Linked DNA regions of Homo sapiens: region 1 is linked to region 2. Evidence: chromatin loops called from intact Hi-C (ENCODE). Cell type or tissue: adrenal gland. All regions are shown on one strand. Links, peaks and the distances in the headings refer to the core of each region. The heading gives the core; the rest is flanking DNA.

What was found. Peaks named below come from ENCODE experiments on the same cell type or tissue, not always from the same donor. Only the 100,000 strongest peaks of a DNase experiment are listed, where the experiment ranks them.
Region 1: it touches region 2 in a loop (2.8-fold over the local background); 3 of 110 quality-filtered maps call a loop at or near these places.

The regions. Positions count from the first base shown.
Region 1 is chr19:45,137,678-45,149,073 of GRCh38, forward strand. PPP1R37 (protein phosphatase 1 regulatory subunit 37) reads left to right here. Exons shown (of 13, transcript NM_019121.2): 2 at 837-934; 3 at 2,559-2,604; 4 at 2,829-2,929; 5 at 3,645-3,764; 6 at 4,384-4,534; 7 at 4,626-4,781; 8 at 5,844-5,956; 9 at 7,177-7,318; 10 at 7,417-7,583; 11 at 7,676-8,372; 12 at 8,713-8,803; 13 at 8,894-9,608. The coding sequence ends at 8,795. Among named protein-coding and RNA genes, the nearest start is that of NKPD1, 18 kb to the right of the region's middle. RefSeq lists enhancers at 1-32, 211-783. In adrenal gland, for the core only: no CTCF peak of the experiment used is centred there; no DNase peak of the experiment used is centred there; H3K27ac peaks cover 1,481 bases.
Region 2 is chr19:45,054,777-45,066,172 of GRCh38, forward strand. It overlaps CLASRP (CLK4 associating serine/arginine rich protein), which reads left to right. Exons shown (of 21, transcript NM_007056.3): 6 at 1,674-1,758; 7 at 2,974-3,122; 8 at 4,492-4,588; 9 at 5,613-5,691; 10 at 5,778-5,851; 11 at 7,378-7,419; 12 at 9,236-9,451; 13 at 9,567-9,854. Among named protein-coding and RNA genes, the nearest start is that of ZNF296, 16 kb to the right of the region's middle. RefSeq lists an enhancer at 2,498-2,567. In adrenal gland, for the core only: a CTCF peak has its summit at 4,877 (motif pointing left); a DNase peak (open chromatin) is centred at 4,875.

The DNA.
Region 1 (11,396 bases), core at 1,694-9,693, 83 kb after region 2:
TGAGAGGCACGTGGCATTGTAGTTGAGAGCTGAGTTCAAAGCCCGGCTCGCATATATACCAGGTGTGTGATCTTGGGCAAGGTTGTTTCTCTGAGCTTGGTTTCCTCATAGGGTTGAAGTGAGGATTCATTCTTTCACCCAAAAATACAAAAATACAAAAAAAAAAAAAACAAACCAAGGACCAAGTACAGTGGCTCATACCTGTAATCCCAGCACTTTGGGAGGCTGAGGCAGAAGGATTGCTGAAGCCCAGGAGTTCGAGACCAGCCTGGGCAACATAGTGACACCCCATCTCCACCAGAAATAAAAATGATCTGGGCGTGACAGTGCAAGCGTTTGGTCTCTGCTGCTCGGGAGGATGCTTGAGCCTGGGAGGTCAAGGCTGCAGTGAGCCATGTTCTCACCACTTTACTTCAGCCTGAGCAACAGAGTGAGACCCTGTCTCAAAAACAAACAAAACACCGAGACAGTGTTGGAGACATGGTGGTGACCAAGACAGCCCCAGTCCTGTCCTCCTGGGCTCCCGGGCTAGTAGGGGAGGTGGCTGATGTGTAGAAAGATTGTGTGCTGTTCATTGTGTATTTGTGTGAAGGTGCTTGGAGCGGAGGTGAGGCGTGGAGGGCAGTGGTGACTTGGGGTGGGGGTGCCCAAGGGCACTTTACCTCGGGCAGTGGCCAGCGGGGGGCCTGAAAGGGAGGACAGAGCTCAGGCAGCCTGTTGTTGGGGGAGGGCTGAAGAGGGCAGTATGGGCAGAGGCCTTAGGGCGGGAGTGGGTGGAGCCCCATGAAGGACTCGGGGTGTGGACAGTCACAGGCCTGGGTCCCCTGTGCCTGCAGCCCAGAATGTGACCGTGGACGAGGTCATCGGCGCCTACAAGCAGGCCTGCCAGAAGCTGAACTGCAGGCAGATCCCCAAGCTCCTCAGGCAGCTGCAGGTATGGGCGGGACAGGGTGGGTGCGTCCGGTGTGGGTGTCAAGGGGGGCCCTAGGGTGGAACCAGCCCAGCAGGAGAGGGCCTCCCACTCCCCAGCCCCAGGTGTTCATGAATACATCTTTGAAAGCCTGCTGCTCAGCTAGAGAATGAATCAGTTTCTTCATAAATTTGAAGAGCACAGAATTCTATAAAGTAAGACATTCAGGTATCTGTCAGCCCCAAAAGAAACGCTGTTCCCTGGGGAAGAGGCATATCTACGATTCTTGTGAGTCTGAATTACAAAATTTATGTATTCTTTTTTTTTTTTTTTTTTTTTTTTTGAGATGGAGTCTCGCTTTTGTCTCCCAGGCTGGAGTACAGTGGCGCCATTTCGGCTCACTGCAACCTCTGCCTCCTGGGTTCAAGCGATTCTCCTGCCTCAGCCTCCCAAGTAGCTGGGATTACATGTGCACGCCACCATGCCCAGCTAATTTTTTTTGTATTTTTAGTAGAGACGGGGTTTCGCCATGTTGGCCAGACTGGTCTCAAACTCCTGACCTCAGGTGATCTGCCCACCTCAGCCTCCTAAAATGCTGAGATTACAGGCATGAGCCACCATGCCCAGCATATTCATAAAAGTCAGAATTACAGAAATAACACATATCCTCAGATTTAAAAAAATAAAAATACTACAGATCTGAAAAGCCAAATCCACCTCTTATCTCTTGCCCCAAGGCCCCCTCCTCGGGAACCCCCGTTGTTGGCCACTCGGCATTTCCTGGCCTTTTCTGTGCGTTGGCAAGGTGGCTATTGAGGGGTACCTGCTGGTTTTCCATTTGGTCGCTCTCCCACCCTGCCGGTCCCCCAGCCCCCTCCCTCGGCACCTCTCCTGTGGGCCCCGGCCTGGCGCCTAGTCAGTGAAGCACCGCTCGTTCCGAGGGTTCCAGGGTTGCCTGTCCTCGGGCTGTTGTACCCTCAGCTGTGCTGGAAGCAACCACGCTCCTTGTCCATCAGTGTTCACTGGAGTTAGGGTAGGTTCTCTGGAACATTCCAGAAGAGGGGCTTGTCAGGTCCCAGGAAGGGTGGCTGCTCAGTGTGGCAGCTGAGAGGGTGGGTCCTTGGACCCCATCGGCCTGGTTCAGACCAGCCCTGCAGCACCCACCCTGCAGGTGATGTGTGTAAGCTCAGAGCGCGGGTGCTGGCATCTGCGGGACGGTGGGTTCTGACTGGGTGCTGGGCCCCAGGCCCTGCCTTCACCAAGAAGCCTCCTGTGCCCAGCCTTGCCATCTTCCCAGGCTCATTTCCTGCCTCACAGCCTTTGCACAGACTCCCTCCTCTGCTGGGACATACCCAGAGATGCTGGGCCCACTCCCTCACTCGGTCCCGCTGGGGCAGAGGGCTTCGCCCAGGCCTGCCTGGCTGCAGTGCTGGCTGGTCCTCAGTTGTGTGGGTGCAGAGTTCTCTCGCTGTCTAAGGCCCTGTACCCCAGGTTCCAGCTGGTGGGTGGCCTCTGAGCCTCTGTTCAGTGCCTTCGCCCAAACCCCACCCCAGAACCCTGCCTGACCTCAGGCATAGCAGCCATTTGGGGCCTCGGCTGCCCCCCTGTTCAAGTGTCTTCCTGCCTTAACCCCACTCTACTTTCTCAGGAATTCACAGACCTCGGGCACCGCCTCGACTGTCTGGACCTGAAAGGTGTGTGTCTGGCTAGGGGTTGAGAGCCCTTGGGTCATGGGCAGGTCGGGGGCTCCCTAGAGCTGGGTCTGAGGACCTGCCTGGGGTTAGCGGCTTCTGGAGCTGAGCTCAGCCAGGGCAGGGGCTGGGCCTGGTGGGGGGTGGGAGGTTGGGGGCAGAGGGCCCTTCCAGCCATGCAAAGGTGCACTGTCTTAGACATGCGCACGGCTGCTGTCTCCCCCCAGGTGAGAAGCTTGACTACAAGACCTGTGAGGCCCTGGAAGAGGTCTTCAAGAGGCTGCAGTTCAAGGTCGTGGACCTGGAGCAGACAAACCTGGATGAAGATGTGAGCGGCCCTGCCACCGCCCACTTGGCTCCCTGAGCTCCCGGGCCCCTTCGAGGTTTGGGTGGGGAGAGGACACTGCAGGAGGAGGGGGTCCCCTAGACAAAGGCTGAGGGGTGGCGCAAGGGCGGGGCCTCTTGCAGGGCAAGAGGGAGACATCCAATATGACCAGAGTGGATGTGGAGGGCGCGTTGGGGCACCTATGGCCCACCCTCATAAGCAAGGAGAGCCTTAGGGAGCTGGGCTGAGGGGCAGGCGTGTGGCCCCCAGGAGCCCTTTCAGGAACCACGCTGGAGGGTCCAGCTCCTACAGGGTGGGCTTGGGAAGCATTCTGAGAGCAGCCTCCCATCAAGGCCCAAGGGCCCTCACCTCCTCAGCCTTGGGAGTCCCCAGGCACCCCAGGTGTCGGGATCCAGGGGCAGGGGACCTGGAGAACTGAGGCCCAGGCTCAGGAACACCAAGGCCTGTCCTGGTCACTCAGCACGTCAGTCAAGGACTTTGGAGGGCAAGTGACAGAAAACAAAACTGACTACAGCAGAGAAGGAAAGGGTTTGTCCCCGTGGCTCACGGGGCCCTGTCTGTGCTTGTCCTCCTCTCCCGTGTGGCTCTCTCCAGACCCTGGACCCATCGTCTCTCGGTGGGGCCCGGTGTCAGGGCCCACGCCTCTCCTCCAGGGCAGCCCAGAGCTGAGGCTGAGCCCCCGAATCTCTATGCGCAGGGTGCCTCGGCCCTCTTCGACATGATCGAGTACTACGAGTCGGCCACCCACCTCAACATCTCCTTCAACAAGCACATCGGCACCCGGGGCTGGCAGGCGGCCGCCCACATGATGCGCAAGGTGGGCGCCTCTCGGCTTCCAGGAAGAGGCAGCTCAGGCTCCCAGCACGGGGAGGCACTTTCTCAGGGCATGGCCCGTAGGCTCTGACTGCATGAGCTCTTGAGTGTGGGCTGTTGTGGGGATGCTGGGCCTGGCCCTCAGGCCAGGAGAACAGGGCCGAGAGGTGTCCTGGCCCCCAGGCCCCCTGGCCCCTTCTCTCCTTGCGAGGCATTTCATGACCTCCAACTTCTCCCTTCCGTAATGTCATCCTTCTGTAATGTCATCCCCTTGGAGGTGGCCATGGTCGCCATCCCCACGTCACTCCTGTGTGAAGGCTGGGTGGAGGGACGGGACGGGGCTATCTGGTAACCTCCCAGCCACACAGGAGTTGGAGATCCTGGCTGCCACCAGCCCTGCCTCGCTCACCCACAGGACCCCAGGCTGAGCCTTCCCTCCCCAGCCACAGTTACCCCCATTGTAAAACAAGGCGACATAGCCAGACGACAGCTGTGGCTTCGTTGCTCATTGAGACATGGGGGCACAGGTCCTGGGGCCAGGGAGTGCTGGGGCGGTCCTGGGGCCAGGGAGTGCTGGGGCAGGCCTGAGCCAGTGCCTCACCCCTGTCCTCTTGCCCCTGCAGACGAGCTGCCTGCAGTATCTGGACGCCCGCAACACGCCCCTGCTGGACCACTCGGCGCCCTTCGTGGCCCGTGCCCTGCGCATCCGCAGCAGCCTGGCAGTGCTGCACTTGGAGAACGCCAGCCTGTCGGGGCGGCCCCTCATGCTGCTCGGTGAGCCCCAAGCCCGGGAGGGTGAGCAGGATGTGCAGCCTGTTGGGGGGCAGGGGCCTGCCCAGTCACCGTGCCCCCTCCCCGTCCCCAGCCACGGCCCTGAAGATGAACATGAACCTGCGGGAGCTGTACCTGGCGGACAACAAGCTCAACGGCCTGCAGGACTCGGCCCAGCTGGGTAACCTGCTCAAGTTCAACTGCTCCCTGCAGATCCTGGACCTCCGGAACAACCACGTGCTAGACTCGGGTGGGTGCAGTGGCCCACCCCACCCACACCCGTCACCCAGCACCCACTCTGCCCGGCCCTGCGCTAGGTGGTGCTGGGGACACAGACATGGCCAAGACCACCCCAACGCTGTCCTGCTGGGGCTCCCAGGAGGAAGACAGACCCGCCCTAGACAGTGACAACCTAGAGTGGGCAGGACTGGGCTGGTGGAGCCCAGAGGCGGGGTCCGATCAGTCTGGGGGCCAGGGAGGGCTTCCAGGAGGAGGAGACAGCTCAGCTGACAGCCGCAGGATGAGGCGAAGTGAATAATTACAATCTGAAAAGAAAGCAGTGTTGCTGCCATAACAGGGTCAGCTAGAGGCTGCTTTCAGATGGGAGAGGAGGGAAGACCACCGTGGGGCGGGGCCTCTGGGCTTCCATCCGGAGGCTGGGAGCAGAACCAGCCTTGTGAGAAGCCTGGGAAAGGGTCCAGACCGCGGGAGCAGTGAGTGCAGTGGGAGGAGCTCTGGTGTTTGATGCTGGGGGTTGAGCAGAGAATGGGGAGCCGTCAAAGGAGGCGTTCCTGTTGCATCCTGGAGGGGTGGGGTGGGTCACTGTGTCCCCAGGTGGCAGGCCCAGACCCCACTCTACTGAGCACCTGCCAAGGGCCATGGCTGTCGGCCCCTGGGCTCAGCTCGGAGGGAGACACAGGGCTCTGCCCTTGGGAGTTTGTACTCCAGTCTAGAGAGACAACGATAAGATGAGTGAAATCTCCAGCCTGTCAGATGGTGGGATCTGCATTGGAGGGAGACAGTGGTGACTGTGGGTGGGAGTGAGCTGGCTGTGAGGTGAGGTGGGCCAGAGGTGGTCACATTTGAGCAAAGATCAGAAGCATCTGGTGGAGGCTGTCATCCAGGCACCCAGGCCCAGGGGTCACAGATGTGTGCCCAGGGGTGCCAGGCCGAGGCAGGGCTGCAGGGCAAGGCCTGGGACTGCGGGGCCTCCATGGAGGTCCTAAGCAGAGGGGGTTGCTCCTACCCTGCAGTCCCCTCCCCAGGAAGCACCCGGACCCCAGACAGGGCTCTGACTGCCGGCCTCCTCCAGGTCTGGCCTACATCTGCGAGGGCCTCAAGGAGCAGAGGAAGGGGCTGGTGACCCTGGTGCTGTGGAACAACCAGCTCACGCACACAGGCATGGCCTTCCTGGGCATGACACTGGTGAGTCAGGCTGGCAGGGAAGGGAGGCACCTCGGTCCCCGCTGCCACCTCCCACTCCAGCTCTCAGCACAGTTGCCTCTAGCTGACGGCTCCTGTCCTGCCCATCCTGCAGGTTCAAGACGATTTAAACTCAGCCCCACCTGCTTCCTCATTCAGCTTCTGTGCCTGTTTTCCCTGAGGAGGAGCCCTTCTTTCATTATCTCCTTTTTTTTTTTGAGACCGAGTCTCATCCTGTCACCCAGGCTGGAGTGCAGTGGCGCCATCTAGGCTCACTGCAGCCACTCCAGCCCCCGCCTCCTGGGTTCAAGCCATTCTTCTGCCTCAGCCTCCCAAGTAGCTGGGACTACAGGTGCCCGCCACCCCGCCTAGCCAATTTTTTTATTTTTTATTTTTATTTTTTTTGAGACGGAGCCTCAATCGCCCAGGCTGGAGTGCAGTGGCTCGATCTCCGCTCACTGCAAGCCCCACCTCCTGGGTTCACACCATTGTCCTGCCTCAGCCTCCCGAGTAGTTGGAACTACAGGCACCCACCACCACACCCAGCTAATTTTTTTGTATTTTTTTAGTAGAGAGGGGATTTCACCATGTTAGCCAGGATGGTCGCAATCTGACCTTGTGATCCACCCTCCTCGGCCTCCCAAAGTGCTGGGATTACACGCGTGAGCCACCGCGCCCGGCCTAATTTTTGTATTTTTAGTACAGACGGGGTTTCACCATGTTGGCCAGGCCGGTCTTGAACTCCTGACCTCGAGTGATCCCCCCCACCTCGGCCTCCGAAAGTATTGGGATTATGAGTGAGTCACCGTGCCTGGTTTTCAGTTTTTATGTGGTGCTTAAAGCAAGCCACTCAGGTACAGAGACTCTCAGGGCGAGCACTCGTGTGCTCAAACCCCGGGATAAGAGTTGCCCTCCTTGGGGGCTTCAGGGCGCTCAAGGTCCAGGCCCTGGCCAGGGGCCCAGGCTGTGGGGGGTAGGGACTGACTGGGTGCCTGGGGAGCTGGGAGTGGACGGGGGACCTGGCATTTGGGGAGACTTCAGGCACAGGAGGGACTTCAGGCCAGGCCTGCGGCAGGGCAGGACGGCGCCGGTGTTCACGCAGGCGCGCGAAAGAAAAGGAGCGCCCGGGCCTGGCTCTCTTCCCGGCTTCTTTCCTGACTTGGCCTCCTGGGTCTCCTCCGCCATCACGGCCTCCTCCTCACCCTCACACCCCCTCCCTCCAGCCGCACACTCAGAGCCTGGAGACGCTGAACCTGGGCCACAACCCCATCGGGAACGAGGGTGTGCGGCACCTCAAGAACGGGCTCATCAGCAACCGCAGCGTGCTGCGCCTCGGGCTGGCCTCCACCAAGCTCACGTGCGAGGGTAGGGTACGGGGCCGGGCCAGGGTGCGGGCTGGTGGGCTCAGCCGGGCGGCCAGCCGGGTGTGGGGCCCGTGGCCAGCCCCTGCGGTGCCCCCCCAGGCGCGGTGGCGGTGGCGGAGTTCATCGCTGAGAGCCCCCGCCTCCTGAGACTGGACCTTCGGGAGAACGAGATCAAGACAGGCGGGCTCATGGCACTGTCGTTGGCCCTCAAGGTGAACCACTCACTGCTGCGCCTGGACCTCGACCGTGAACCCAAGAAAGAGGCGGTGAGCAGGGGACGGTCCTGCAGCCCTGGGGCGGGCGGAAGGCCGGGTGGTGGGGCCGGCCTGAGAGCCCTAGCCAGGCGCTCCCGCCACAGGTGAAGAGCTTCATCGAGACGCAGAAGGCGCTGCTGGCCGAGATCCAGAACGGCTGCAAGCGCAACTTGGTGCTGGCGCGGGAGAGGGAGGAGAAGGAGCAGCCGCCACAGCTGTCGGCCTCCATGCCTGAGACCACCGCCACCGAGCCCCAGCCCGACGACGAGCCCGCCGCTGGGGTGCAGAACGGGGCCCCCAGCCCCGCACCCAGCCCGGACTCAGACTCAGACTCGGACTCGGATGGGGAGGAAGAGGAGGAAGAGGAAGGGGAGAGGGACGAGACCCCCTGTCCTGCCCTGGTGCCCCCCACGGACTCCCTGGGCCCTGGGGACAGGAGTCCCCCAGGCAGCCCCTCCACACCCACCGAGCAGCGGATTTCCGTGTCCAGCCCGGGCCGGGGCCACAAGGTGTTTGTGGTGACCCGGGTGGAGAGCCCGCCCGAGAGGGCAGAGCCCCCTGCGTCCCCCACCCCTCCCTCTCCCCCACCCCCTCCCTCCCCACCCGCCTCACCTTCCCTACCACCAGCCGGGGCCATTGACACCCGGGACACAGGGTCCTCTGAGCCTCAGCCACCACCGGAGCCGCCTCGGTCAGGGCCACCACTGCCCAACGGCCTGAAGCCCGAGTTCGCCCTGGCACTGCCCCCTGAGCCGCCCCCGGGGCCTGAGGTCAAGGGGGGCAGCTGCGGCCTGGAGCACGGTGAGAGGGGCCCTAGGGCAGGTGTTGAGGGGCCCTGGGTGCTGTATGTGACCCCAGGCAAGCCCCTGCCTGTTGTGGACCTCAGTTTCCCCCTCTTTAAAATGGTTCTCGCAGGGGCCAGCAAAGTGGGGCTTAGTTCTCATCTCCACCCTGCTTCCCTTGGGTCCTGGGAGCTCTTCCTGGGGTGGGGGGGCATGTAAGGTGTGCTGCCTTGAGCCTGACCATCTCAGCGGTCTCTGGGCACTCTGCAGGCCCTGAGGGTCTGGCTGGGGCCGGGCTGGGGACAGGTTGTATTTGCCCCACCCGCCTGACGGGGGTGCTGGCCCGTCCTCCCACACAGAACTGAGCTGCTCCAAGAACGAGAAGGAGCTCGAGGAGCTGCTTCTGGAAGCCAGTCAGGAATCCGGGCAGGAGACACTGTGACACTTTAGGTGAGGCCAGGCCCGGGGCCCACAGCACTCGGGAGGAGCTGAGAGAGCCTCTGGCTCTGACAGTCTCTCCCCCAATCTCTCCTCCCCAAGTTCCCTTTTTCCGGTCGGTCTGCGATGAGCTGAGGCCAGAGCCATGAGAATCTGCTCACCTTCCCCCCAGCCTTCCTGAGGCCCAGGATGCCAGGGGTGGGGGCCATTCTGGGGCCCCCCTCCCCCCACAGCAACACTACAAGGGGTGCAGGAGCTACAGGGAGTGGCCCTCCGCGCGTGACTCAAGCACTTCTATTTATGAGCCCAGCACTGGAAGACTCTGGGGGTGAATGGGAGGAGGGGGAGCAGGAGGAGGAGGAGGTCTCCAAGGACATCAGGCGCCTGTTCTGGAGGGGCCAGGCTTGCCCTGCGGAGGGCAGGCGTCCTGGGTGGTGGTGGGATGGTCCCCTGTGGCCCCGGGCACAGGGCCGGGCAGGCAGCCTGGTGCCGGAGAGGCGGTGCGTGCTGGTGGTGGTTGAGATGCACAGAACAGCCCCAGACAGCGCAGGCCGGGCAGGGTGGGGGGATGGGAGCAGAGGATCAGAGCTTTCTTTTTCTCAAGTGCAATAAATCTATCAGGGAGCTGGGGCGGGAGCAGCCGGCACTCCGGGACCCTGCTGTCCAGGCCACTGGAGGCTGCGCCCTGAGAGGCACTACAGCCCTTTGGGGGCGAGTGGCATGGGTGTGGGTGAGGGTGGGCAGAGGGCTGGGGCTACTCCTGTCGGTGCAACTCTGTTCACACCTTTTCTAATAAACTGGGGCTGGGTTCACTTTGCCCAACGTCTGCTTCGTGCGGATCCTGGAGGTGGTTGCTGGGGGTGGGCTGGGTGGAGGCCATCACAGCTCCTGGTTACAGAGCATCTGCCAGGGCACTGGTCAGGCATTACTGCGTCTTCCCCCACAGTCCCGTCTATTCTGCATCCATGCTCTGGTGTCTCGTACGGTCACCTCCCAGCCAGGCGAGTTTACACCCATCCTTTCTGCAGGGAGAGACAGGCCCCAGATACCTCCTGGCTTCAGGTCTAGGGTCTCAGGATGCTGGATATGGAGTGGCTCTGCCCAGTCGCCCATCGCTCAACAGGAACAGATCCCAGCCTGTCCCTGGCAGCCCCAGGTGTTGTGCAGGTGGGAGTATGCCCCGGGCCCAGCCAGCACTGCAGGAGCCTGGTGGGCGGCTTGTTCCCCTTTGCCAGCAGGGGCCTGGGGGGCCATGGGGGTGCTGTTGCGGATTTCTGAGAGGTCTGTTTTTCCCTTTAGGAAAGGGGGGAGCAGGCCGGGCATGGTGGCCCACACCTGTAATCCCAGCACTTTGGGAGGCTGAGGTGGGAGGATTGCTTGAACCCAGGAATTTGACACCAGCCTGGGCAACATGGTGAAACCCCATCTCCATAGAAAATACAAAAATTAGCTGGGTGTGGTGGCGTGTGCCTGTAGTCCCAGCTACTGAGGAGGCTGAGTTGGGAGGATCGCTTGAACCCAGGAGGTTGAGGCTGCAGTGAGGTGTGATTGCACCACTGCACTTCAGCCTGGGCAACAGAGTGAGATCCTGTCTCAAAAAAAAAAAAAATTACTAAACGAGCATTTCTGGGCCACCCATCCCCTTGTTTCCCGTGTGGGAGGCTGACATGGATGGAGGCGTTGTGGTGACATCACGAGAACCACAGTCGCAGGCTGGAGCCCTGGTGTCATTCAGCTCCTGCACACACCAGGGAGTCCCCTGCCCCCAGCCACCCTGGCCTCTGGGAGGAACACCTTAGGAAGCCACTGCTGGTTTGCTGTTTGGTCCCTTGCAGCTGTAAGTGTCCTAACTGCTCCCCAGGTCAGCCACGGCTAGGACTCTTATTTGGGCGAGGGACTTAGGGAAGCTACACAGAACAGCCGCCAGCAGCCCGCAGCACTCTTCCCATCCCTGCACAGCCAGCTTGTCCCCAGCTCTGCTAATGTGCGATGTGGCCATGGGTGAAGGGAAGAAGGGGCCCCCTCCTGGCCACTGTGGATCCAGCCCGTCTTGGTGAGGGGCCGGGGCATGTGAGGTGTTTGCATCAAGGTACTGAGAGACCTCTGTCCTTCGCCTGGTTTGGGTCAGCACAGTGCCCCAACGATCTTCAGAGGCCCTTGGTCGATATTAGCCGTTGCTCATGGTCTCAGCCTCTGTGGAGGCAGCTGTGTTGGGGTCTCACCCAGCCCGCTGGCCGTCTGCCTCCCCACCCCATGTGAGGTATGCTAGGGGAGGGACAGGGATCCTCTTCCCAGCCTGTCCCTTGATTTGCTTTCACTAAATTGAGCTTGGAGTGAGGAACTGGGCCTTTCTTACTGTTGGGGGTTGAATTGTGTCTCCCACAAAAAAAGATGTTTGTTTATTTATTTATTCATTTATTTATTGAGCTGGAGTCTCGCTCTGTTGCCAGGCTGGAGTGCAGTGGCGCAATCTCGGCTCACTGCAACCTCCGCCTCCCAGGTTCAAGCAATTCTGCTGCCTCAGCCTCCCGAGTAGCTGGGAGTACAGGCGTGCACCACCACGCCCAGCTAATTTTTGTACTTTTAGTAGAGACGGGGTTTCAAC
Region 2 (11,396 bases), core at 1,335-9,334:
GAGAAGGGTGGTGGTGTTGATTTTGTTGCGTGGGGTGGTTGTAAGAGTTGAGTGAGATGATGTGTATAAAACCCCAGCACCGAGCCTGGCACAGTCAGCCCTCCATGTGGGTTTGCTAGTCCAGTATTTGTTTATTTCTAAGATAGATGCTTTTTTGATTTTCTAAAATCAGAGGCTGCCAAAATTCTAGTGATCACTGAGGCCTTAGAATCAGGGACATGTGTTATAATTGATACTGTTTTTGCCATCATTCCAGGCCACATGGCTTCCTGGTGGTAGAGCCAGGGTTCCCCTTAGTTTCGCCTCACTCTGCATTTATTCATTCACTTCCACAAACAGTCATTGAACACCTGCGGTGTGGCAATGGTAGGGGAGAGGGCAGCAGCTCCATAATCAATGTCAGTGATGCCAATTGCAAACCAAGGTGATGTGACAGACAGTGTGCCATTCTCTGAGAAAAATAGGACAGAAGTCCTGGATAGAAGCTCCCTGGGAGGCACGGATAGGCCACAGGATTCCAGGCCGAGAGCAGCCTGTGCAAAGCCCTGTGTCAGCCAGGACTGTGAGCACACTGGAGGGGCAGAGAGAAGGCCCGTGTGGCTGGAGCAGGGAGAGCGAGGGCGCTTGTGCAAGACAGGGTCAGCAGGGCCTCTCTTGGGCTTTGGAGACAACAAGTAGAAATTGGGGTATCTGCTAGAACAAGGAAGGGCCGTGCTACATCCCCTTCTGGCCTGCCAGCCTGCCCACCTCTTGTTCCAGATAGAAAAGCTGAGGCCAGCCGGGCACGGTGGCTCATGCATATAATCTCAGCACTTTGGGAGGTTGAGGCGGTGGATCACCTGAGGTCGGGAGTTCGAGACCAGCCTGACCAATATGGAGAAACCCTGTCTGTACTAAAAGTACAAAATTAGCCAGGCACGGTGGCGCCTGCCTGTAATCCCAGCTACTGGGGAGGCTGAGGCAGGAGAATCGCTTGAACCTGGGAGGCGGAGGTTGCGGTGAGCCAAGATCGCGCCATTGCACTCCAGCCTGTGCAACAAGAGTGAAACTCTGTCTTAAAAAAATAAGAAAAGAAAAACTGAGGCCTAGGGAGGGAAGGAAGGAAGGGGACTTACAACCCACTGTCCCACAGCGAGTCAGGGACACGTGTCTCACTGCAGGGAAGATCAGGAAGGCTCTGGTACATTGTTGAGTCCCCCAGGCTGGGTGTTGGGGGTGCAGGAGAGCCCAGGTCATCCCAGCCCACACCTAACTTAAAATGAGCCACAGAGAGGCATGCAGTGGAGTGACCTGTGCAGTCAGAATGGCGTGTGGCACTCAGGAGCAGGTTATGGTTCTGAAGGGTCCAGCCAGAGGCCTCCAGAAACAGTGAGAATGGTGGTAGAGTGCCCAAGTACCAGGCCAGGCACTCACTCTGCCCGTGGTCCCATTTTACGGAAAAGGAAACTGAGGCACAGATGTGTTAAGTCCCTTGACCAAGGTCGTGTGTCCAAGGCTCTGCTGCAGTTGCTTGTGTCCCACCAGACATAGTTTGATTATCTGGAAGTGGTGACTGCCCCCCAAGGTGCACTGGGGTTGCACCTGTCTTCCTGCCCCACCGCACCCTTGTGTTCCCCCACTGAATTCCTAGTGTCCCCAACCCACTCTGACCTGGGGTCTCTTGTTTGCTGCAGTCTCAGAGGAGCAGTGCCTGTACCAGATCTACATTGATGAGTTGTACGGAGGCCTCCAGAGACCCAGCGAAGATGAGAAGAAGAAGTGAGTCGGGGTCTGGGGTGCAGGGGGTTGAGGAGGCAGGAGGGCTGGGAGCCCCAGCCAGGCATGGCCTCTTCCATCCTGTCCACCAGGGTCTCCCCGAAACCAAGGATGGTGTTCAGCACACAGTCAGTGCTCAATTAATAACTGTGTAGAGGAAGAAGCCCTGTCAGGGGGCCCCGGCTTGCCGAGGGCTCTGCGTTACATTTTCAGCTTGGGAAGTGGTGGGAGGTGCAGGCCCTGTGGTGAGACAGCCCTGGGTTTGAGTCCTGGCTGTGAGGCCCTGAGTGGGAATTGTCTGAGCCTTGCTGTGCTTCCCTGTAAAATGGGGCTGGCAGGAGGCCCTACTGCCTGGAGTTGGGAGGCATGCAGGAGATGGGGCTTGTGAAGTACCTATTCCAGCACCTGCCATGTAGTGAGCTTGCAGTCAGCCCTAGCTGATGTCACTCTGGAGAGAGGCTTCTTAAAGCCGCGTCCCTCAAGGAGTAGCTGGGGAGACCCGGGCCTTATCCTGGAGCAGCTGCCTCTGAGGAGCAGTGGCCGAGCAGTCTCACTTCTCTCTTCTCCACCTCAGTCTGATGAGTGCAGGCCTCCCGCCCTCACACACGCTATTCCCTCTGCAGGGCTTAGCTCTCCTCCAGGCCAGCTGCTGTTGCCCTGGTGCACGGTAGCCTGGAGCCCTGGCTCGGGGCTGGGCAGCTCCCTCAGTGACACCTTCCCTCCTGCTACCCCTGACTGCTTGCCGCCTTCCTCCACTGGGAGGGGTCCCATGGGACTGTACTGGGAGCTTCTTGGAGACTTCAGCCCTCGTCCACGGCCCCAGCCTCAGGATCCTGCTCAGGCCCTGCTCTGTTCAGGGCAAAGCTGGGGCACCTGGCTGCTCAGGAGGACTCTGGGCTGTGCCCTTGTGGGACTCATGGTCTAGGCGGGAGACAGACCTTCCCCAACAGAGATGACCCAACAAAGGCAGGGCTGGGGAGCTCAGGACAGTGCTGACCCACCCTAGGGTACCAGTCAAGGACTTCTTGGCAGGTGGGGCCCTAGAGCTCAGATGTGGAGGAAGAGGGAGGAGCTGGGTGTGGGCAGGAGCAGAGGGTCCTAGGCTGAGGGAGAGCCTGAGGGGAGGGGGCCGTGGCACTCGAGACTGGTGTGTGGGGCTAGCCTGGGGCCCTCATCTCCACTGGGCACGGCCCTGGCTTACCAGCTCCCCTTTCTCAGGCTGGCAGAGAAGAAGGCTTCCATCGGTTATACCTACGAGGACAGCACGGTGGCCGAGGTAGAGAAGGCGGCAGAAAAGCCAGAGGAGGAGGAGTCAGCGGCCGAGGAGGAGAGCAACTCGGACGAAGATGAGGTCATCCCCGACATCGGTGGGGTCCCCTCTCTGCCCTCCCCACCTGCAGTCCCTGGGCATCGTTTCTGTGTCTCGTCCCTCACCCTCTGTGGGGCACCCCGTGCTTACGAACCGTGTCTCTCTCCCTACCCCGCCCCAGGGCACACCAGCCTCCTGCTGCCCCTGTCTCACTCCTGTCCTCCTCCGTTCCGGCCTTCCTCTGCCTCACTCATCTCTCATTTCTAGGGTGCTATTTCTATGATCTTTTCCCCTCCTAGGTGTTGGCTCCATTCTCCTCCACTTGGGCCGGCCTCTCTCTGCCTTTGCCCCTCTCTCCTGCTCTCTTCCCTCCTCTGGAAAACAAGTGTTCATCCTCTTACAGAGTCAGCCCCCATCCGCCAGGCATCTGTTCACCCTCCTCTCTGCCATTCACCTCCCCTCTGGATTCCCACTGATCAAACCACCCCCAAGTCTCTCTGTTTTTCTCATCCTGGTTCTTACTCCAGCAACTGGCTCTTTTTATTTATTTATTTATTTATTTTTGAGATGGAGTCTTGCTCTGTTACCGGGCTGGAGTGCAGTGGCATGATCTTGGCTCACTGCAACCTCCACCTCCTGGGTTCAAGTGATTCTCCTGCCTCAGCTTCCCAAGTAGCTGAGACTAAAGGCACACGCCACCACGCCCAGCTAATTTTTGTACTTTTAGTAGAGACGGGGGTTTCACCATATTGGTCAGGCTGGTCTTGAACTCCTGACCTCGTGATCCACTTGCCTCGGCCTCCCAAAGTGCTGGGATTACAGACGTGAGCCACCGCGCTCAGCCCAGTAGCTGGCTCTTTATTCACACTCTGTGGAGCCACACATTGACCTCCGCCCAGCCCTCCTTCCTCTGGCTTATCACACGCCCTGCTTCCAAACACCTGTGACCCACACCCTGCCTGCCACCCACCGTGATCTCCAGCCGCCATCTTTCCGCCCCTGTTCAGTCCTCCCTCTCACGTCAACCCCACCACACGCCTCACTCATCCATTCCTCCCTCCCTCCATCCACCCATCCCTCCTTCCTTCCTTGCCTCCATTCCATTCATCCATCCATCCATCCCTGCATCCCTTCATCCATCCCTGCACCCATCCGTCCATCTCTCCCTTCTCTTTCCCTCCCTCCGTTCATCTGCCCCTTCAAGCCCTGTCCCCGAGCTGCCTCTGTCCACTGTGTGTTGTGCTCACCTCTGGCAAGCCCAGTGCCAGCCTAGGGCATGCCAAGATGAGCCAGACTTGATGCCATCCCTTCCTGAAGAATCCCTCAGTCTGGCGGGCGCCCCATCATCCCCGCCTCCTGGAGCACTGCCCCTTCTCCCCTGTCCTCTCGCTCGGCCGTGGCTCCTGACAGCCTTTCTCTTGGTGCAGACGTGGAGGTGGACGTGGATGAATTGAACCAGGAGCAGGTGGCAGATCTCAACAAACAGGCCACGACTTATGGCATGGCCGACGGTGACTTCGTCAGGTGAGGCCTGCCTGCTGACACCCCTACCCATTCTGTGGGCCCCACCCTGGCATCTCACTATTACTCCCGGTATTGACAGCCATCCTGTTTGTGAGCATTTGTGTGCCTGGCCCTGGGCCCAGGACTTTACACATGCAGGTCCCTGAGCCTATGGTGGTCGTGGCCCCACTTCATCTGTGCAGAAACAGGCTGCACCCAAGTCACCCAGCCTGCCCTACTTAGTGCGACCTGGGGCGAATCTGACTCTTCGAAGCTCTGGGGATTCCTAGGCTGGGGGACAGCGCCCTCTAGTGGAGAGGCTTCATTCCCTGGTTATTTATCCTGGCAGTTGCTGGTTGTACCTCTACCCTGAGCCACACCCCCTGCTGAGCTCACAAGACCACACAGAATGGTCCCAGCTCACTGGGCAGTGAACCAGAAACGGAGCCTGAGCATGGCACCCTCTGCCCAGAGCCCTTTGTGGCTCCCACCTCCCTCAGGAACATCCAGTGTCCTCACCATGGCCGAAAGGTCTTACCCATCTGGTCCTCTCAACCGCCACCATCCCCCGCTGCCCAGCCTGCACAGTCTCCTTGCTCCTCAAGTGCAGAGGCCTGGGCCAGCCCCTGGGCCACTCTGTCTGCTGTTCGCTTTGGACGTCTGCAGCTTGCTCCCCCAGGTTTTTCTCTAGATACCCTGTTTTGTGTGGCTTCCCTGAGCTCCCTCTTGAAAACTGCAGCTTCCTCTGCCTTTGCTCTACCATCTAATGGACCACACATTTTATTCCCTTGCTCATTATCTTCTCCCCTAGAATGTAAGCCCGTGCAGGTGAGGATTTCTGTTTTTTTTTTTCAGTGCTCAGTTCTTGATACCTAAGATAGCACCTGGCACACAGAGGGTGCTTGATAAGTGGCATTGAATGAAAGATACCTCAGGCTGGCGTGGGGTGACTCAGGTCCCTCACTTTCTCTGATGACTCAGTCTGTGTCCTCCTTACCCTGTGGCCTGCCCCATCCTCCACCCTAATTCTCACCCACCTCTATAGGATGCTCCGGAAAGACAAGGAGGAGGCAGAGGCCATCAAGCATGCCAAGGCTCTTGAGGAGGAGAAGGCCATGTACTCGGTGAGGTCTGGGCTGGAGTGGAAGGGGACAGGGGTGTGTCACAGGGAGGGCACCCCCTCACCAACCTGGCACCCACCCTACTCCAGGGACGCCGCTCTCGACGCCAGCGGAGAGAGTTTCGGGAGAAGCGGCTGAGGGGTCGCAAGATCAGCCCACCCAGGTAGGGCTTCTCCCTGAACCCCCACCCTGCTGGCATCTGGGGGAGGAGAGCAGGGGCTTAGGGCCTGAGAAAGCTCTTTGGAGGCAGGCATTTGACTTGAGAAAGGAGTCTTTCTAGTGGGGCGATGCATGGCCATCGTGAAGGTTTAGAGGTAGGAACGGCCTTGAGGGCCATGTGGACTCCTTTCCTTGCCAGCCCCTCCCCTCACCCTACTGGACTGGGGGCCCTTGCCAGACTCCCAGGAGCCCATGCACAGGCGGCATAAGGCTCTCACCAAGGCGGCAGAGAGGGCACAGGCTTTGCCCTGGACTCTCACCCAGTTCTGCTGCTTGGCTTCTTCCTGTGTCGGAGTTTGGACAAGTGACTTCCCGAACTCTCTGAGCTTCAATTTTTTCCTTTGGAAAACAAGGCATTATCACCTACCTGGAGAGAGGGCTGGGCAGTCCCCACAGGGAGGTCTTGGGACAGGTTTGGATGAGGCAGGCTGGCTTGGAGAGGAAAGCCCAGCCTGGGTCAGGAGGCCTTGAGGAGAGGCCCTGTGCAAACCCATGCCTCTTTTTGCCACATCTCTTAAAGGAGAGTGACTGAGAGTTCCTGTAAGGCTTAAACAACTTGTAGGTTCAGCGGTTGGTATCGGAAACATTCCTTAAAGAATAGCACCAATCGTCATTGCTGTCAGCGGTGGCACAGAGGCACACAGAGGGTAGTGCAGGAACGCCCAGGCTGGGTGGCCATAGGGCCTGGGTTTGGATCCCAGTTTCCTCCTTTATGAGCTACGTAATGCTGGACAAGTGACTTCACCTCTCTGGGCCTCAGTTTCCTCAGCTGTGATAGTCTCTCTTTTTTTTTTCTTCCCCCAGAGACAGGGTCTTATTCTGTCACCCAGGCTGGAGTGCAGTGGTGTAATCACGACTCACTGCAGCCTCAAATTCCTAGGCTTAGGCGATCCTCCTACCTCAGTCTCCTTAGTAGCTGAGATTACTGGTATGCGTCACCACGCCCAGCTAATTAAAATAAAAAATACTTAGTAGAGATGGGGTTTTGCGGTGTTGCCCAGGCTGGTCTCAAACTCCTGGGTTCAAGTGATCCTCCCACCTCAGCCTCCCAGAGTGCTGGGATTACAGGCGTGAGCCACCGCACCCAGCCTATTTTAATCTTATCATCATCATCATCATCATCATCATTAGTAAGCCCGGACCCAGTGAGAGCCAGAGACAAGGATTGGGAGGAGGGATGCTTTCATTCTAGGGTCAGGAGGCCAAGCAGAACCAGAGCTGCTGAAGTCCAAGTTCCTCAGAGTCATGATGGGTCTAGGACATTGTAGGGTGGGGCTTAAGTTCATGCTTTGGACAGATCTGAGGTGGGGGTGGGTGGAGGAATTAAGGGGAGGCCCCCAACCTGGTCAGCAGCCCCCTCACTGTGCCAGGTACCTAGCTTTGGGTCCTCAGGTTGGCGGGCTTATCCCAAATTCATGACTGCTGAGATCTTAAGCCCTAATTTGTCCCACCCCATTCTTTTCTCTGTAGCTATGCCCGCCGAGACAGCCCCACCTATGACCCCTATAAGCGGTAAGTTGCTCTGGAGGACCAGGGAATAGCAGACAGGGAGCCTCCTGATGGGGACAGGGGTGCTGAGGAGGGGATGGGAGGTTCACCCTGCTAGGCCACCCCAAGATCACAGACTGCATGATATGTTCTGGGTCTGAATCATTTTTGTGTTTTCCAGATCACTGTCTTGTTTTCCCAGTTTTAAATAAAATTTTTTTTTTGAGACGGAGTCTCGCTATGTCGCCCAGGCTGGAGTGCAGTGGCACGATCTTGGCTCACTACAAGCTCCGCCTCCCAGGTTCACGCCATTCTCCTGCCTCAGCCTCCTGAGTAGCTGGGACTACAGGTGCCCGCCACCAGGCCTGGCTAATTTTTTGTATTTTTAGTAGAGTTTAGTAGGGTTTCACCGTGTTAGCCAGGATGGTCTCAATCTCCTGACCTCGTGATCCACCCACCTCAGCCTCCCAAAGTGCTGGGATTACAGGCGTGAGCCACCACGCCCGGCCAATAAAATTTTCTTTATCTTTGAAGCTTCTTTATTTTATTTTTCTGATTTAAATACAGTGCAGCCTTGTGGTAAAAATGACCAAATATGGCAAAACAGTGTGACTGAGAAATCAAGTCACTTTAATCTCAATTTCCAGAAGTGGCCAGTGGGAAATAACGGGCACTCAGTAGCACCGCTGGGCACAGGTCGTTGTCTCGTGGATGAAAGAGTGGTTGGAGAAGGGATTTTGTGAGGGACCAAGCTCAGTCTGATCCCAGTCCCCCTCATCCAAGCTCCATAGCTCTCTGAAGCCCAGTTCCCTCTTCGGAATGGGGGTGGGAATGGGATCTTCCTCATGGGGCTGTGGGTCGAGGTTAGATGAGATAAGGTGTTGAATGGCTTCTGGGGAAATAAAAGGTGTAGGTTAGTGCTCCATACATGGGAGTGTCAGGAATATCAGATACTTTCTTTTTATTTTTAAAATTTTATATATTAAAAAACACGTTTGTTTTTTTTTTCTTTAAAATATTGAGATGGGGCTCACCATGTTGACCAGGCTGGTTTTGAAGTTCTGGCCTCAAGCAGTCCTCCCACCTGGGCCTTCCAAAGTGCTGGGATTACAGGCATGAGCCATCACACCTGGCCACTTTGTTTTTATTTTACTAAAATAGAATTGCACCACACTCAGTGTTTTAGAACTTGCTTTTTCCTCCCAGATTATCCATGTATCTTTTGAGTAAAACTTTTCTGTGTTTTGTACAGAGATCTGCTTATCTTTTTTTTTTTTTTTTTTTTTTTTTTTGAGACGGAGTCTCACTCTGTTGCCCAAGCTGGTGTGCAGTGGCGTGACCTGGACTCACTGCAACCTCTGCCTCCCAGGTTCAAGCAGTTCTCGTGCCCTCAGCCTCCTGAGTAGCTGGAATTACAGGTGCGCGCCACCATGCTCGGCAAATTTTTTTTGTATTTTTTGTAGAGACAGGGTTTTGCCTTGTTGGCCAGGCTGGTCTCAAACTCCTGGTCTCAAGTGATCGGCCTGCCTCGGCCTCCCACAGTGCTGGGATTACAGGTGTGAGCCACCGCGCCCGGCCTGCTCATCCATTTTTCATAGCCACATAAAATCAGAGCAGTTGTGTGTCATTGTCCTTCCTGGTTATTTAGCGAAGGCTGCATGGTTGTGAGTCAAGTCCTTGTCCAGAGCTGGGTCTCCACTGCCCTCCAGGCTCCATCCACCCGCCTGGTTTCCCGGGTCGCTGTGGCCCGCGCTGGCGCTGCTGTTGATCTGCTGTGTGTGCTGTTCCCGAAGAGGCTCCGGGAGCCTGAGCTAGTGAGCCTCCTCCTCCCTACCCGCAGGTCACCCTCGGAGTCCAGCTCAGAGTCCCGCTCCCGCTCCCGCTCCCCGACCCCGGGCCGCGAGGAGAAGATCACGTTCATCACCAGTTTTGGGGGCAGCGATGAGGAGGCAGCCGCAGCCGCTGCTGCCGCAGCAGCATCAGGAGTCACCACAGGGAAGCCCCCCGCACCTCCCCAGCCTGGCGGCCCCGCCCCGGGACGTAATGCCAGCGCCCGGTCGGTAACGCTCACGCCGCCCGCCCTACGCCCCGGTCACCATGGGGGGTACCCGGGGCAGAGGGGGGCCGCGGCTCAGGCCTGCGCTGACCGGCCCTCCGTGCCCCGCCTGCAGCCGCCGCTCCTCCTCCTCCTCCTCCTCCTCTTCTGCCTCGAGGACCTCCAGCTCCCGCTCCAGCTCTCGCTCCAGCTCCCGCTCTCGCCGTGGTGGGGGCTACTACCGTTCCGGCCGCCACGCCCGCTCCCGGTCCCGCTCCTGGTCCCGCTCCCGCTCCCGCTCCCGGCGCTATTCCCGGTCCCGTAGCCGTGGCCGGCGGCACTCAGGTGGGGGCTCCCGAGACGGACACCGGTACTCCCGCTCGCCCGCCCGGCGTGGTGGTTACGGGCCCCGGCGCAGAAGCAGGTGTGTGTGGCTGGGCGTGGAGGTGGGAGGGGCTGGGGGGGCGCGGTCTCCGATCCTGGGGAGAAGGTGCTCAGAGGGAGGAAACCTGGCCGTCCAGCTCAGAGAACACCCCATCTAAGGGGACAGGCACAGGCCACTGCTCTTCCGCAGGAAGCCCTTGGTTGGAAAGGGCAAGGCATGGGTGTTTGCGTGCGCGTTCTGGTGGCAGTGGAGGTGGATCCCAGCCGCTGTTTTCCACGACAGGGTGTGGAGAGGAGACTGTGCATCTCTCTCTCCTCAGGAGACTGTTTTTGCTGTCAGGGGTTCCAGGTGGAGGGGAGTAGAAAGCGCATGGACGCTCCAGGGTTTTCTGTAGCTTGAAGGGACGGGTCCGGGCCTTGAGGGCTGGGAAACCCCTTGCGGAGGGGGAGGGGCGCGTTCCTGTGTGGCCAGGAGCGGATGGGGAAGCGAAGCGGGTGGAAAAAATCAAGACAGCTCTTTGGCCTGGCGTGGTGGCTCACACCTGTAATCCCAGCACTTTGGGAGGCCGAGGCAGGCGGATCTCCTGAGCTCAGGAGTTCGAGACCACCCTGGGCAACATGGTGAAACCCCGTCTCTACTGAAAAAAAAATTAGCTGGGTGTGGTGGCACACGCCTGTAGTCCCAGCTACTTGAGAGGCTGAGGCAGGAGAATCGCTTGAAACCGGGAAGCAGAGGTTGCAATGAGCTGAAATCGTGCCACCGCACTCTAGCCTGGTGACAGAGTGAGATTCCGTCTCAAAAAAAAAAAAAAAAAAAAAAATTAGCTGGGCGTGGTGGCACGCGCATGTAGTCCCAGCTATGCAGGAGGCTGAGGCACGAGAATCGTTTCAGCCCCGCAGGCGGAGGTTGCAGTGAGCCGAGATTGTGCCACTGCACCCCAGCTTGGGCTACAGAGTGAGACTGCGTCTCAAGAAAAAAAAAAAAAAAAGACATTTCATTTTGGAGACGACATGGTGAGAGGCTAGCTCTAGGGATGGTTTAGAAAATAAAGTCACCTGGGGACTGGTCCACCCCCTTCCGGTCCCCTTGCCTGTTGGGGTCAGGGCTGCCCTGGGAAGGGCAGCGACGCTGGGTTGGTAGGAGCATAGACTGCAGGGCACCTGCCTGAGTGTAGAGTCCCTGGGCCTCTAATTCTGTAAAATCGCGGTAATAGCATCCGCTTCTCTGAGCTGTTAGAGGTGTAACAGGTAAACCCATGTAAGGTGCTTAGGACAGGGCTGGTGCTGGCTAAGTGCCGTTAATATCGTCAGCATCATTACCTGCGTTATTGTAGCACTGATCGCCATGTCAGCTGCCTTCAGGGTCTGGCAGGTAAAGTAGAGGGGCCAGGTAGAGATCCTGCTGACCTGGCAAGCACATGTTCCCTCCAGTCGGGGCGTTGACCGCTCAGCAGCAGGTCTAGTGTCACCCAGTCTTTCTAGTTCTCAGGAGAAGTTGAGGGTCTGGATTTTTAGAGGATAGCTCTTGTTTCCTTTACTTTTTTTTTTGAGACAGAGTCTCACTGTGTCACTCAGGCTGGAG